2 separate regions of the Homo sapiens genome follow, and region 1 is linked to region 2. The links are chromatin loops, found by intact Hi-C in ENCODE. Cell type or tissue: PC-3. All regions are shown on one strand. Links, peaks and the distances in the headings refer to the core of each region. The heading gives the core; the rest is flanking DNA.

Region 1 (8,482 bases), core at 196-8,195, 51 kb before region 2:
TCACTCTGCTCAGCACTGACTTTGCATGCTGGGTTGTGCTCCAGTATGGACACTCTTTTAACCTCACTTAGGCTTTGAAATACCCTGTTCCGGGCGGGGAACATCACACCCTGGGGCCTGTTGGGGGGTGGGGGGCAGGGGGAGGGATAGCATTAGGAGAAATACCTAATGTAAATGACGAGTTAATGGGTGCAGCAAACCAACATGGCACAGGTATACCTATGTAACAAACCTGCATGTTGTGCACATGTACCCTAGAACTTAAAGCATATTAAAAAAAACAGAGAGGAAAAAAAAAAGAAATACCCTGTTCCATTCTTGAAGGATGCCTTCCTCACTCTGCTTGGGCTCTGATTCCCCACACCAGGCATTCCCCTTTAATCCATGTGGATGCTTTCCTCACCATCTTCAGACTCTAAAGCCACCTCTTCTTAGGGATGTCCTTCTCCCTCTGCTCTGGCTGTGACTCCTCATGCTTGACTGTCCGGTAGTGTGGACACTCTCCTAATCCTTCTTGAGTGCTATACCCCCAAGCCAGGCGACCCCTCTTCACGAAATTCCTCCTTTCCCTGTTTGGGCTTCGCCACTCTATTCAGGCTGTTCCTATGTGTGATGCCCTCCATACGTGCATGGGTGTCCTCATACTCTGGTTAAGCTCCATCTCCGTAACCCTATACCACACCTTTCTACTCTACTCAGACTTAACATTCTGCCCTTCAGATGCCTCCATTGCTCTGCCTCCACCTAATGGCTTTCAGACTAAATTTCCCAGGAATGAGAGGAAAGAGGAAAGACATCGATGCCTTTTTCTAAATGCCTTGGTGAAGGAAGTGTCCTCTGTGTGTTTCCAGGAGGGATGCCTAGGGGCGTAGCTAAACAGTTTGTACATAGATCCATTTCATTATATCCATTACCCTGAATCTTTGGACTCCGTATTCCACAGGACATCAGAGAAGTTCAGGCATTTTAACTTCAATAACTGCAGGCCATCACTGGGTCCAGGTTTTAATTAGCCAATTTAACATACCATTACAACATACCCTAGTGCTTGAATTTTAAGTTTTGAATTCTGGATGAATACACCTGTGCTGAAGAATTCACCTCTATCAAGTCTTGTATTTTTTCCTCCTTGATCTCACTCATACCCCTAGAACTCACTTCTGAACATGCTTCCTGTGCTCCAGTCAATACAGACTGGTGAGGTCTTAGGTCTCTTTTGGGATAAAAGCTCTCTCTCTTGGGCCAGGCCTTGTTCTTTTGTAATTCATGCTATTGTTGGGTCTAACTCTCCACATGGACTTGAAGCAGATGAGAGTGTGGATCCAGAAAAAGCTCAACACTAGCTTGCCTGGTAACTGCCCTAGGGGTGTTTATTTAAGATTTTATGCTGAGGAGGGCTGATTCCCTGTGCGTAGGGGGAGGGAGATGAGGGAATTCATTCCTCATTTCAGCAACTGGGTACTGTAACAGCTATGCATATTTTATGTTAATCAACTATTTCTTTTTCTCACTCCCCTCTTCTTGCTTCCTTGATGAACAGTCTGATGGTGGCTAATATTATAATTTAGGTTCCAGATAGGAATGTAATTAAATCAACACCACCTCATGATGATACAGTAGCTCATAGAATTTTGTGTCTCCTCTGTATTGTAGATGAGAGTTCTTCCTTTGAACAAAGGACAAGAATGGCTCCTGAGTGACAAAAGGGGTACACAATCTCTATAATAAAGTGTTGGGAAAATAGGATACCCTCAAGCAAAAGAATGAAAATAGACCCTTATCTTACACTATGCACAAAAATCAACTCAAAATGGATTAAAGAATTAAACATAAAACCCAAAACTGTACAACTCCTAGAAGAAAATACAGAGAAAAAGGTTTTTTGACGTTCATCTTGGCAATGATTTCTTGACAAGACACCAAGGACACAGACAACAAAAGCAAAAGTAAACAAGTGGGACTACCTCAAACTAAAAAGCTTCTGCACAGCAAAGGAAACAAGCAGGAGTGAAAAGGCAACCTATGAAAAGGAGGAAAATATTTGCCAACAATACATCTGATAAAGGGTTAATATCTAAAATATATAAGGGACTCATACAACTCAATAGCAAAAACCACCTGATTAAAAAAATGGGTAAAGGAACTAAATAGACGTTTATTAAAGGAAGACATACAAATGGCCAACTGATATATGAAAAGGTGCTCAATATCACCAATCATCAGAGAAATGCAAATCAAAACCACAATGAGATATCACCTCACACCTGTTAGGATGGCTATTATAAAACAACAAAAGATAATGTATTGCTGGGTGCAGTGGCTCACACCTGTAATCCCAGCACTTTGGGAGGCTGAGGCGGACGAATCACTTGAGGTCAGGAGTTCGAGACCAGCCTGGCCAACATGGTGAAACCCCATCTCTACAAAAATACAAAAATTAGCTGGTCATGGTGACACATGCCTGTAGTCCCAGCTACTCATGAGGCTGAGGTGGGAGAATCTCTTGAACCTGGGAGGCAGAGGTTGCAGTGAGCTGAGATTGCGCCACTGCACTCCAGCCTGGGCAAGAGAGCAAGACTCTATCTCAAAACAAAACAAAACAAGAACAAACAAACAAAACAAAAACGAGTGTTGGTGAGGATGTAGAGAAAAGGGAACCCTTGAACACTGTTAATGGAAATGTAAATTGGTACAGATACTGTAGAAAATAGTATGAAATTTCCTTAAAAATTAAAAACAGAACTACCAGATGATCCAGAAATCCCACTTCTGGGTATATGGCCAAAAGAACTGAAATCAGGATCTGGAAGGGATCTGCACTCCCATGTTCATTGCATTGCAGCATTATTCACAATAGACAAGACATGGAAGCAACCTAAATGTCTGTGGATGGACAAATGAATAAAGAAAACGTGGTATAGTGGTCTCTCCCTCATCTTCAGGAGATAACTTTACAAGACCCCCAGTGGATCCCTGAAACTGTAGATAGTACCAAACCCTATATATGCTGTTTTTTCCTATACATACATACCCATGATAAAGTTTAACTTATAAATTAGGCACAATAAGAGATTAACAACAATAACTAATAATAAATATAAAATTATAATAATATACTGTGATAAAAGTTATGTGACTGTGGTCTCTCTCGCAAAATATCTTATTGTACTGTACTCATGTGGCAGCAGTTTCGTCATTGGCAGACACAGCCTCTCCAGTAATTTATATATTTTCAGTCCAAACCTATTCCTGAATCTGTATAACTATCCCTTACTTACAGTAAATGGCTTGCTCATTTCAGGGGATTTCTTGCTAAGTCTTTGTATAGACTCAATGCTTTCTGGAGCAATACATTGCTGCCAGTCAGAATATGTTTCTTTTTTCTTTTTCTTTTTCTTTTTTCTTTTTCTTTTTTTTTTGAGGCAGAGTCTCCCTTTGTCTCCCAGGCTGGAGTGCAGTGGTGTGATCTTGGCTCAGTGCAACCTCTGCCTCCTAGTTCAAGCGATTCTCCTGCCTCAGCCTCCTGAGTATCTGGGATTACAGATGCCCACCACTATGCCCAGCTAATTTTTGTATTTTTAGTAGAGTTTGGGTTTCACCATATTGCCCAGGCTGGTATCGAACTTCTGAGCTCAGGTGATCCGCCCGCCTAGGCCTCCCAAAGTGCTGGGATAACAGGCGTGAGCCACTGTGCCTGGCCAGAACATGTTTCTATTGATGTGTTCCACCCACAAATTTGATGCCTTTTCCACCTTAACTAAGCACTTAACATGCACTGTGGCCATCACTTTTATAGTCTGAGGTGCAACAGCAAAACTAGCACGAATTTCTTTTTCCTTCTTCACAGTTTTGTGGATAGAAGATTCGTTCTTACTATAGATGTTAGCAACCTCAGCATATGATTTTTTTTTCCTTATTAAGTCAGGAACTTTCACCTTTTCACTTAAAGCAAATACTTTACAACTTCTCTTTGGCATATCTGAATTGCCAGCATCCCTATTCTTGTGCTTTGGGGCCATTATTAAGCAAAACAAGGGTTCCTTTAACACAAGCACTGTGATACTGCCACTGTTGATCTGATAACCTAGATGGCTCCTAAGTGACTCATGGGCAGGGAGCATATACAGCGTGGATACACTGGACAAAGAGATGATTCATATCCAGGGTGGGACTGAGTGGGACAGCGTGAGATCTTATCATACTACTATGAATGACACAAAACATGAAACTTATGAATTGTTTATTTCTGAAATTTTCCATTTAATATTCTAGGACCACAGTTGACCAGGGATAACTGAAACTGTGGAAAGTAAAACCACAGATAAGGGGGGACTACTGCATATACATAAAATGGAATATTATTCAGCCTTTAAAAAGAGTGGGATTCTACCACTTGTAACACATGGATGAACCTGGAGGACATTATACTAAGTAAAATAGTCTAGACACAGAAAGACAAATACCACATGATACCACTAATGTGGAATCTAAAATGTCAAACTCATAGAGGCAGAGAGTAGAATAGTGGTTGTTGGGGGCTAGGGAGAGGAGGAAATGGGAAGGTATTAGGAAATGGGAAGGCTTTAGTTACGCAAGATGAATAAGTCCGAGACATTTCCTGTACAGCATGGTGCCTACAGTTAACAATACTGTATTATATACTTAAAAATTTGCTAAGAGAGTAGATTTTATGTTGTGTTCTTATAAAAAATAATAAATGAAGAGAGCAGGAGGGAACTTTTGGAGATGATGGATGTGTTTATGACATAGATTGTGGTTATTTTTTCAGGTGTGTATACTTTTCTCCAAACTCTTCAAGTTGTAGACATTAAATATGTATAATTTTTTATGTCAATTATTCCTCAATAAAGTGGTTTTTCAAATAAAAGGAGTAGACTGCTAGATGGTCTTTATCTCCTACCTTCATCCAGTTTTTACTCTTCCTAGTCCCTCCTTATGTCTTAGGAGGTTTACTCCTATGGACTGCATATTCTTGGTTCCCTTGCCTTGGCTTGCATTGGGTTTGGTAAAGGGTTAAAAATAATAGGAGATCAGAGAGTGAAGGAGCGAGGCGTCAGGGATATTTCTTCCCTACACTCTCTGCTGTGCACTGCATCCCTGGCAGTAGCTGCATTCTTAAACAACTAGAGCACCCACTGGCCAACTCCTCCTCCATAGACTCAGCACTTGCTGGCCTCTGGTAACTGTTTCTTCGCTTATCCCTTGGCTGTAGGGGTGGTAACAGTTTCCCACTCAAACCTCACTATCCCTTGTTTCTTCTGTAACAAGGTCTATAACCCTGACCACTTCCTATAAATGGTTTTTCACAAATTCTCTTCATTTGAGCCATTTGGAGTGAATTATTTTTCTGCTGAGGCCGCACTGATAACATGTGTTCATATCTTCATCCTTTGCCTTATCTCCATGATTTTAAAGAAAAATAATGCTGGAAGTGAAACTCCCCACTTGGGTGTTTTTCTGTACACTTTCAGGGCTGTTCTACAGTGCTTGGAGATAGAGCACTAGGGAAATACAAATGATTCATCTGCGAAGCTTACCTTTTTAAAAGAAGAAAATTGAAAAACCTACACAAATAATACATGATCAAAACAGAAAATTTAGGAAACCACAAAGAGGAAAACAAAAATTTTCAGTAATCCCACTCCACAGAAATAATCACTGTTAACATTTTGACGGACATCTTTTTTAAACTATGCATATTGAACTTGTATGCTTCTTTTAAAAACACACAGTTGCTGAGGCAGTGCCAGCTTGAATTCTTGGGCTTTTGGAATTACCATAACTGCCCCATCTGTGGTAGTGTGGACAAAGCAGGAGCAATTGAAGAAAAGAGAAACACCGTGGAGGAGGAAACAGACCTGGGGAGGTTTCACAGATCAGTCCCTTTCTGGACTGTCATAATTGATGCACTGGATGGACCTCACCCACACAAAGTCCTGCTACACTGGGTTGGGCTTGTGTGCTCTTTGGGAGGGGCGCCTTCTACAGTTCTCACACTCAGAGGAATCTATGCCAGAAGCATGAATAAATAAGTCACAGTTGCACAGCTGGCTGCCCTGCACAAATCTCCTTTAGAATACATGGAAACCTCTAGAGCCTGAGGCAGTCCAGAGAGAGAAGTAAAGAACTAATTAATTCTCCACCAGCCCTGAAAAGGTTAATCCCAAATTGACTGTGAAATACAAATGTGTCCCCACAGGGCAGAATCTAATCTTATTTTGGGTAATAACTTCAATCCTCTGAATTCGAGCTTATTTGCTAGATGCCAAGGTCATTTTGTTTTCCTTCAGAATCCGAAGAGCCAAAAATCCCTGTTATTTGATTCCTGTGTCTCCTCAAAAGAAATGACACTATTATGTACGCGTAGAACATCTTGTTCTCTGTATTTGCTTTTCCACTGCCCGGTGTTATGCTGACCCCAAATAACCAACTCTTTTGTCATGATGTTTATAAATTAGGCTGGGAAAATAGCCTCCAGAGAGAAGGAATTTGTACAGGCAGAGACATACAGAGTGGAGGCTACTCTATGCTGGCTGATTTGGTGTCAACACATAGTCTTTCTTCCTAGAGGCCTCCCGTATTATTATTTACTTCACTACTTCACAGCAACTGAAACATCAACTGTCTACCATTTCCCCTTTCTGGACAGTTAGCAGTAGCAACAGAAGGATGGAATTTGGACACTATTCTTCTTGCTCGTTCTTTCTATTATTTTTCAAGCCCATGGTTTTCACTTTTAAAACATCCTGTTTGGGAGTCTGCTTTTTTGAAGATCTAACAAAAGAGATAACAATGTGAAAAATTTGTCAAAGAACAATCATAGGACTTGGAGCACAGAGGAACCCAATCTTCTTATTTTTTTAAAGAAAATACTAATTTTCACTTTAACTCTGCTTGTCAAATACTTTTCTTTTGGAAATCTTGTTGTACCTTTTCAGTTCATGCTGAGGTGAGGTAGTTGTACATTTACTGAGCTTCAAATAGAAAGGTATCTGGGCAGGGTGAACTCTCAATAAACTTGTTTGTTTGCTTAAAATGAGTGCCAGGACTCGACAAATTTGCAGAAGCTCCCTAGTAACTGCCTTCACATCTTACTGCAGTTTATTTGTGTCAAGCCTCATTCTTACATACCTTTGGATACACAGTAAGAACAATTTTAAGATTGTCAAGTAAGAGTGCAAGAAGAATAATAAAGAAAATTTTAGGAAAAGGAAGCAGGGATTAAACCCAGATGAAGCGATTTGCAGATAGCTCCTCCTTGTAAGTCTGAAGAGAGAAATTTTGAGCTGCATTATGAAAAATGGAATGGCAACAGCAAGGTAGTGGAGATGTGACTTCAAGATCCTTGAAGATGAAGCTTGTGATATTAGAGTAGATACAAGCATAGTGGGTGGAAAGGCTATTAATGCAAATTATAGCGTGCAATGTTCTGCTTATACGCTGCCTCAGCCCAAACTGCCCTTTGCATTGAGGCAGCTGTTGACAATTGTGTAATTGAGGCATTATAAGATATGTACACTCCTATTACAATGACCACCATTCCTGTGAAGCATTATGAATGGTGCTAGAGCAGTGTTTGATGGTATTCCTAATAACAACAGAAAAGTTGCACAGTCCATGTTTTTCTCTGAATCTGGCTAATGCAATAGTTACTCCTTGTAAGGGAAAAATAGTTTAGTAGTGCTGTAACTGGTTACAGTAGAAGAATTCCTGTGATTGTCTTCTGGAGCATTGAGACCATGTCCCACTTCACAGAATGGGGGAAAAGGATTATTGAGAAGCAGCCCAAAAGGATAGAGGGGGTGGCAGTACTTTCGGAAAGAGAAAAGAAGACTGAATCCTAGGGACCTTTGGCTAGGGAGTCTTGGCCTGAAAAGGGACCCTGAAGTTGCATATTAGAAAGGCCTATATGTGGCTGGGCGCGGTGGTTCACGCCTGTAATCCCAGCACTTTGGGAGGCCGAGGCAGGTGGATCACGAGGTCAGGAATTCGAGACCAGCCTGGCCAACATGGTGAAACCCCATCTCTATGAAAAATACAAAAATTAGCCGGGCTTGGTGGCTAGCGCCTGTAATCTCAGCTATTCGGGAGGCTGAGGCAGGTGAATTGCTTGAACCCGGGAGGAGGAGTTTTCAGTGAGCCGAGATCGCGCCACTGCACTCTAGCTTGGGTGACAGAGTGAGACTCCATCTCAAAAAAAAAAAGGCCTATATGTTGGATATATCATATTTATCATAGTATATTATTATCATAATGAAATATAATTTTGCAAATGAGAAACCAAGGAATAGTGAGATAACTGCCACAGTCATTTAAAAAAAAAAATTGAACAAGTTCACATCTTCTGATTCCCAGCCCAGGCAAGATCCTATTGAACTACAGTGCCCCTAGATGGAAATATACCAAAGGCAGATGCGTCCTACTCAAGTGAGGAGACTCAAACAGAGGGTTAACTGGACTT
Region 2 (8,482 bases), core at 415-8,414:
GGTGAGAATTTCTTTCCTCAGCCTTTATTAGACAAGAACCATTCTTTATCCATCTGTCATTTTCTTTTATTTCTTCCCAGAGAGTTGAAGAAAGCAACTGGGGACTGGTTTTATGACCAGAAAGTGAATCGCTTTGCTTACCGCACAGGTAGTGAGATAATCAGGATGTCCCTGCGCCACAAACCTGCAGGTACTGGACCTGTCTAGAGATGGTTCTTGGTATGGAATCCTAGTGTATTCTGACTGGTAGCATCTTAACTCCATGGGCTCAGCCAGTTAGTGGAGAATAGAAGATTGTATTGTCATCCCTTCTGCAAGCATGGTGTATTTCAGGGGATTTGCTATGAGGGTTGTTTCCTTTTTCCCCTACTCATAACCACCACCCTGGCATACTTTTCTTTGTCTTGAAGTGAGTAAAAGAGAGACAGTGGGACAGTCCCTCCTTCATCAGACACAGATGGGTGACATCTGGCCAGGAAGAAAGATCATTCAGGAGCGGCAGAAGGAGCCCAGGTAAGAATCAAGTAATTGTTTAAAGAAATGCTTACAATATCCCTTTAATTCTTTTACTATTCTTTTTACTTCTTCTGTTTATAAAATAATAGATGTTCATTATAGGAAAACTTGAAAAGTACAGAAAATAGTAAAGGAGGGAAAAAATCATTCCTAATCCCACTACTCATATGTAGACATTAACATTTTGGTATATTTACTTAGTTCTTTATTTTTTATAGTTTGCATTCGCTTTCTCAGGTTGAATAGTTTGTTCTTTATACGAACAATTTGAAGACAAATAAAAATAACACATGCTCATTATTAAGCAACAAATCACCCACATTCCTACTACCCCAGTTTTCACATTATGTGAAAATTATTTCGTATATCTTCTATGTATATACATAACGGGTTGACTGGATGGATAAACTGAAAAATCTTTTTAATATTAGATCATAGTATAATAAATTAAAATCATCCTATTTAATTTTACTTGAATTTAACAGAATAAAACACTGAAATAAAATGAAAGAATAGCTAATCTTCAGACAAATGTTTTTTTAAAGTAAAAGATATTAGTTGTTAACATTCCTCTAAGCTTAAGAAAAAATATTATGAAAGCCATTGAGCAGTTGGTCACTTTTTTAGTGGAGTTTTTTTGGTAACAGCCTTATTGAGATATATATAATTCACATACTATACAATTTGTCCATTTTTGGTGTACAATGCAATAGTTTTTAGTATATTCACTGAGTTTTGCAACCATCCCTTGAATCAATTTTAGAAAATTTTCATCACCTCAAAAAGAAACCCTTTACCCTTTTAGCTGTCACCCTCCCTGATCCCTAAACAATCACTCATCTACTTTCTGTCTCTCTGTATTTGCCTATCCTGGGTATTTCATGTAAATTGAATCATACAATATGTGGTCCTTTTTGACTTGCCTCTTTCACTTAACATTAACGTTTTCAAGGTTCATCCATGTTATAGCATGTATCAGAACTTCATTCCTTTTTATAGCCAAATAATACCCCATGATATGTATTTATCACATTTTATCTGTTCATCTGTTGAAGAACATTTGGGTTGTTTCTACTTTTTGGTTATTAAGAGTAATGCTGGGCCAGGCGCAGTGGCTCACGCCTGTAATCCCAGCACTTTGGGAGGCTGAGGCGGGTGGATCATGAAGTCAGGAGATCGAGACCATCCTAGCCAACATGGTGAAACCCCATCTCTACCAAAAAAAAAAAAAAAAAAAATTAGCCAGGTGTGGTGGCACGCACCTGTAGTCCCAGCTACTCGGGAGGCTGAGGCAGGGGAATCACTTGAACCTGGGAGGCAGAGGTTGTAGAGAGCCGAGATCGCGCCATTGCACTCCAGCCTGGCAACAGAGTGAGACTCCGTCTCAAAAAAAAAAAAAAAAAAAAAAAAAGAGTAATGCTGCTATGAACATTCATTAAGAGTTTTGTGTGGATGTATGTTTTCTTTTCTTTTTTTTTCTTTTCTTTTCTTTTTTCTTTTCTTTTCTTTTTCTTTTCTTTTCTTTTGAGACGGAGTTTCGCTCTTGTTGCCCAGGCTGGAGTGCAGTGGCGCCATCTCGGCTCACTGCAACCTTCACCTCCCAGGTTCAAGCGATTTTCCTGCCTCAGCTTCTTGAGTAGCTGGGATTACAGGCACGCGTCACTAAGCCCAGCTAATTTTCATGTTTTTAGTAGAGACGGGGTTTCACCATGTTGGCCAGACTGGTCTTGAACTCCTGACTTCAAGTGATCCACCTGCCTTGGTCTCCCAAAATGTTGGGATTACAGGTGTGAGTCACCATGCCTGGCCTGTTTTCATTTTTCTAAGGTGGATACTTTGGAGTTAGCCGTCATTTTAAAAATCTGCCTGTTTCAATATTTAACATTATCAGTGGGCGCTTTGCTGTGAAAGAGGAAGCAGTTAGCTTTCTTACACTTCCCCCCGGTTATTTTCTTCTATCCCCACTATTTGTTACTCAAATTATTTTTCCTTTGTCAGGGTTTATAATATTTACATTCTCTTATATAACCATAAACCATCTGTTTGTTTTATCTGTTTGTTTCCTTTTAGTTTTATACTTAAAAGGATTGTATGCTTACAACCAGGCCTTATACCACAACTTCTCTATTTCTGATTTATTTCTTGGTTTTCTGGATTTCATCATTGAGGAGGTCCTTCAAGAAGAGCTTGCAGGTGCTATATTTATTGTATTCTTACATGTTAAGAATGTCTGCCAGCTGCCTTTATACTTGAATGGTATCTTGGCTGGATATTATATTCTTGGGCCACATTTTCTTTCCCTCAGAATGTTGTAGACATTGTTCCATTGTCTTCTTCCATTGAATGTAACTGTGAAGAAGTCTGAGGACATCTTGGCCCTTGTCTTTCTTTCTTATGGATGAGAGAGAGAGAGAAAGAGAAAGAGAAAGGGAGAGAGATTGGACTTGCCTGAAAATTTTCTTTTCTTTTTCTTGAAGTTTAGTAATTTAAGGGCTGGGCACAGTGGCTCACTCCTGTAATCCCAGCACTTTGGGAGGCCGAGGCGGGCGGATCACAAGGTCAGGAGATCGAGACCATCCTGGCTAACACGGTGAAACCCCGTCTCTAATAAAAATACAAAAAAATTAGCCGGGCGTGGTGGCAGGCGCCTGTAGTCCCAGCTGCTGGGGAGACTGAGGCAGGAGAATGGCGTGAACCCGGGAGGCGGAGCTTGCACTGAGCCAAGATTGCTCCACTGCACTCCAGCCTGGGCAACAGAGCAAGACTCCATCTCAAAAAATAAAAAATAAAAAAAAAGTTTAGTAATTTAACAAGGTTGTAACTCAATGGTGATCATTCTGTATCATTTTTCCCTATATGTGATATATCCTTGATGAGTTCTTTCTTCATTGCTGGAAAATTTTTCTGTATCATGTCTCAGAACTCTTTTTCTTTCTGTTTTATTATTTAAGTTCTCCACCTCAGAGATACTGGATTTTCTTATCCTCTATTTTTGTCATTTTCTTTTACTAGCGAATGGAATAGGAAAAATGGTGAAAGCAATTAACTGTGATTAGCCCAACCCATTCCTCCATGCTATTAATTTGGTTTTCAGTTTATTTCCCTCCCCTACCCCTTTTCCCCTCCCTTCCTTACTTTTTGCTGCTTCTAATTTAATTATTTGAGTAAATTATCTTATTTAGGTTTTGATTTGTTCTTTGCTCTAATCTTCTTTCTCTCATTTTGTTTTATCATCTTGTATTTGAATTCTTGCACTTTATTGAATTTATATTATTAGTTCCCCTGTAGTGTAAAGCACTCACATGAAACCTACTTGTTTTCCTAGGGTTAAATTCTTCTCCAGACTCGGTTCTTCATCCATCTTGCAAATTGTTTTCATTTCTCTCCACTTCATGGCTATTTATATATCTGCCAGACTATTATTTCATTTTACTGAACTTTAATATGGGAAGTTTTGTCTGTATCTTTTGTTTCCTCTGATATAGCATATGTGAGTTCTTCTCACCTTAACTTGAAACAATTTATCTTTTCCCCATTCCCAGCTGTACTTTAGTTTAAGGACTGAATATTGCTTTTTATATTTCTTTCCTTGTAACCTGAAGGGGTAGGTGCAGAAGGCAACTTGGAGTCCTGAGTTTTGGTCTCATGAAATTCTCTTAAATGTCCTGGTTCAGGGCTTACCTGTCCCAGATCTGGGTTAATCCCCTAGCTCATACCAGTGCCCTGGGAGATGACATTTTGCATCAGTCTTGTCTGTCTCTGTTGAGGTTCTACAGTGGTACCTGGGGCTATAAATCTTGAGGACTTCTGTTTTTCTTGACTACTCACTCACTTAATCTGCAAATTGCTACATTGGAAAGGATTAGTTAAGGAGCTTTGCTGAATTAAATCTTCTGTTTTCTTAGGTGCGATTTTTGAAATCTGTGACTTGAGGCTTTATTTTTGACTCATTTGGTTGTGGCGGTGAATTTTTAGCTTTTGTATGGTGTGTGTGTGGTTTTTTTTTCCCCTAACTTTCACTCACCCAAAGGGAAATGACTTTATCATGTTTCATATGATTGTTGAAAAACAGCATAGAAATGTATAAAGTAAGTCCTCCAGTAACCTCACTGCTTCTTCCCCAGATAATTATCGTTAATAGTTGTGAATAGTTTTGGCATATGGACTACCAAGCTGTCTAAATATACATATATGGGTTGGGTTCCTAAGTTTTTAATTTCTTTTTCTTTAAAGGATGATACTATAAACATGTTAAGTGAAAAAAAGTGAAAGAAAAAGAACTTTAAAAACTCAATAATACAGACAATCCCATAGAAAATGCACAAAAAATTTGAACAGACATTTCACCAAAGACAATATAGAGATGTCAGATAAGCACATGAAAAGGTGCTCAACATCTTTAGTCATTAAATAAATTTGACCTAAAAATCACAATAAGATACTACTACATACCCATTAGAATGACTAAAATTAAAAAGACTGACCATGCCAATTGTTGGTGAGGATGTAAAACAACTGGATTTAAAAAAAATTTTCTTTTCTACATTTCCTCCTTGCTATTATAAACAACTAGCATTCTTATACACTGCTGGTGGGAATGTACAATGGCATAGCTACTTTGAAAAGCAGTTTAGCAGTATTTTAAAAAGTTCATTGTGCACCTACCTTGTGATTAAGTCATTTCATTCCTGGGTACTTACTCAAGAGAAGGGAAAACGTATGTTTGTACAAAGACTTCTACGTGAATGTTCATAGCAGCTTTATTTGTAATAGCCCAACCCTGGAAATAACCCAAATGCTCATCAGCAGGTGAATGGATAAACTGATTTGTTTATACGGTGGAATACTACTCAGCAATGGAAAGAAATGAACTATTGATACACGCAATAACATGAATGAATCTCAAAATAATCATGCTGAGTGAAAGAAGCCAAGCAGTAAAGAGTACATACTGTATGGTTCTGTTTGTATAAAAACTAGAAAATACAAACTAGAAAGCAGTGACAGAAAGCAGATCAACACTTACAGGAAGGGCAGGAGGGATTAGAATGGGGCAGGAGGAAACCTTTGGGAGTGAAAGATATGTTCATTAACTTAATTGTGGTGATAGTTTCGCAGATGTCTACATTTGTCAAAATGTCACGTTGCACACTTGAACATGTGCAGCTTATTTATGTCAGTTATTACTCAAAGCGTAAAAGAAAAAAATTGTAGAAGGATATAACATGAACATCTTTCTGTGTCAGCACCAAGGATCTGTTTCATTCTTTTGACATCTGTATGATGTTTCATTGTATATATGGACTGTGATTTTTATCTACACAGCCTTGGGTGGGTGACTCATCCGTTCCAGGTGATGAGGCCCCCTTTTTTCTTTGTGGATTAAGGATAAGAATGGCTTTTATTTGCTGAACCTGATTAACACATCTGACATCATCAGTCAGAATGTAATTTCTGAAACCTATTGCTTCTGGTTGTCTGTGATCTCTTGTCTCATTGGACCCAGAAGACTCTTATTTATCCTAAACATGAAAACAGATTAAGTGACCATAAATGATCTTTCCCATGAAATTATGGAGCCTCAGAGATAATTTAATTCAACCACCCTATTTTTGCAGAAAAGAAAGCAGGATAAGTGATTTACCTGAGATCATACAGATAGTTAGAGCCCAGGGCTCCCATCTCTTAGTCTATTTTTTACTGCACAGATGTCAAATAATTGCTTTTCTGCCCTTGGGTTGTTTGTATTAGCTGTGGATTGGTATGTATTAATCTTTAGGAAAAAAAGGAAAAACCACTCTCCATGGACCATTGTTAAAACTACCTCTCTGGAGGAATGGTTCTGCTTGGGTTTTTTTGGCGGGGGTGGGGGTGGGGACAAAAGGGGAAAAAGGACAATTCTAAAGTAAAAAATGAAATCAAGCCCCCCTGCTATGTCTTGTGCTATACAAGTAATACATCTTTCAAGGAATGACTGACATTTCACCTCTTGTAAGTACTAGGATTTCAGCCCTGCTGTCTGTTTTCACAGAACTGTCAAACATCATGTGACAACTTGGAGAGTTTATTCTTTACTGGCTAAGACATTATAGATTTTGGTTACCTCATTCTTTGTGCATCTATTAGTTTGTTTGTTTGACAAATATCTATGAATGCCTACTATGTGCCAGGCATTGTTTTAGACCCTGAGATACACTGGTGAATACAAGGCCTCTTGTTTGTGGGGCTTAGATTTCCGGGGTGGGAGATAAAAAGATAGTCAAGTAAATGTATGGTATATCAGATGTTGACAGGTGCTGTGGAGAAAATGAAGTAGACCAAAGGTATAGGGAGTGCCAGGAATGAATGTGTGTACATATACTGTTTAGGATAGCCAGGGCAAGTCTTAACAACAGGGTAACGTTTGAGCAAAGATATGAAAAAAATGAGGGAGCAAACCCTTAGGGTATCTGGGGGAAGAGCATGTAGATAGAGAAAGAAGGAGGTATAAAGACCCTAGGGTGAGATTTTGTTTGGCACTTTTGAGTAATCTGAAACTGAGTGAGCAAGGGAGGCTGAGGAAGGAGTTGAGGACAGAGATGGGATGAGAAGCAGATCATGTTAAGACTTTGGTGGCACTTGTAAGCATTCTGTCTTTTACTCCAAGTAAGAAGGATGGCTCTGAGGGGCACAGCCTTATTTTGTCTTCTTTTTAAAAATGGAGGTAAAGTTGACATAACATAAAATCATTTTAATCAATTTTAAAGTATAAAGTTCTGTGATTGTTAGTACTTTCAGAATGTTGTGAAATTAGATCACCACTATCTAATTTCAGAACATTTTCACCATCCCAAATAGAAACCCGATAGCCATTAAGTAGCCACCTCCATTTACCCCAGCCCCTAATATGCTTTCTGTCTTGATGGATTTGCCTAATCTAGACATTTCATATAAATGCAGTCATGCAATATGTGGCCTTTTGTGTTTGGCTTATTTCAATTAGCATAATGATTTCAAAGTTCATCCATGTTGCAGCATGTATCAGAATTTCATTGTCTTTTATTGATGAATAATCCATTATATGAATATACCACATTTCATTTGTCTAATCATGCATTGATGGACATTTAGGATGTTTTCATCTTTTGGCTATTAGGAATAATGCTGCTATGAACATTCATGTAACATTTTTGTGTGGACATATATTGTTTAGTTCTGTTGGGTAGGTACCCAGGAATGGAATTGCTGGGTCATATGATAGTTCTATCCCTGATTTACATTTTAAAAGCTCATTTTGGCTGTTGAGGGAAAGTCAAAGCCAAGGGAAGAAGCAGGATTAGTTAGGAGGCTACTGCAACCATCCAAGAGCTACATGATGGTGGTTTGGACCAGAGTAATGGCAGTGGAGGCAGTGAGAACGTATCAGAGTCTAGGTATACATTGAAGAGGATTTGCTGACAGATTTGATTTGTATTGTGAGAAAAAGAGGAGTAACCGATGATTCTTAGCGTTTTTGACTTGAGAAATGAAAGGGAATTGCCATTTGATGAGACAGAGCGAAGAGCAGTTTTGGGGGAAGATTAGGGCTTTGGTTTTGGGCTTGCTGTGTTTGAGACATCCACGTGGAGACATTGAGGAGGCCATTGGAAAAACAAGTCTGGAGTTTGAGTAAGAGATAAATTTGAGGCCGGGCATGATGGCTCACGCCTGTAATCCCAACACTTTGGGAGGCTGAGGCGGATGGATCACCTGAGGTCAGGAGCTCAAGACCAGCCTGGCCAACATGGTGAAAACCTGTCTCTACTAAAAATAAAAAAATTAGCCAGCCATGGTGGCACAAACCTGTAATCCCAGCTACTCAAGAGGCTGAGGCAGGAGATCGCTTGAACCCAGGAGGTGGAGGTTGTAGTGAGCCGAGATTGTGCCACTGCACTCCAGCCTGGGTGACAGAGACTCCATCTCAAAAAACATAAAAAATAAAAATAAA

The links. Peaks named below come from ENCODE experiments on the same cell type or tissue, not always from the same donor. Only the 100,000 strongest peaks of a DNase experiment are listed, where the experiment ranks them.
Region 1: a loop joins it to region 2, with 3 times the contacts of the local background. A loop is called at or near these places in 5 of 110 quality-filtered maps.

The regions. Positions count from the first base shown.
Region 1 is chrX:100,743,967-100,752,448 of GRCh38, reverse strand. No RefSeq gene overlaps it. Among named protein-coding and RNA genes, the nearest start is that of SYTL4, 16 kb to the right of the region's middle. In PC-3, for the core only: no CTCF peak of the experiment used is centred there; no DNase peak of the experiment used is centred there; H3K27ac peaks cover 524 bases.
Region 2 is chrX:100,692,928-100,701,409 of GRCh38, reverse strand. It overlaps SYTL4 (synaptotagmin like 4), which reads left to right. Exons shown (of 20, transcript NM_001370165.1): 7 at 81-190; 8 at 411-513. Among named protein-coding and RNA genes, the nearest start is that of SYTL4, 35 kb to the left of the region's middle. In PC-3, for the core only: no CTCF peak of the experiment used is centred there; a DNase peak (open chromatin) is centred at 5,259; H3K27ac peaks cover 1,780 bases.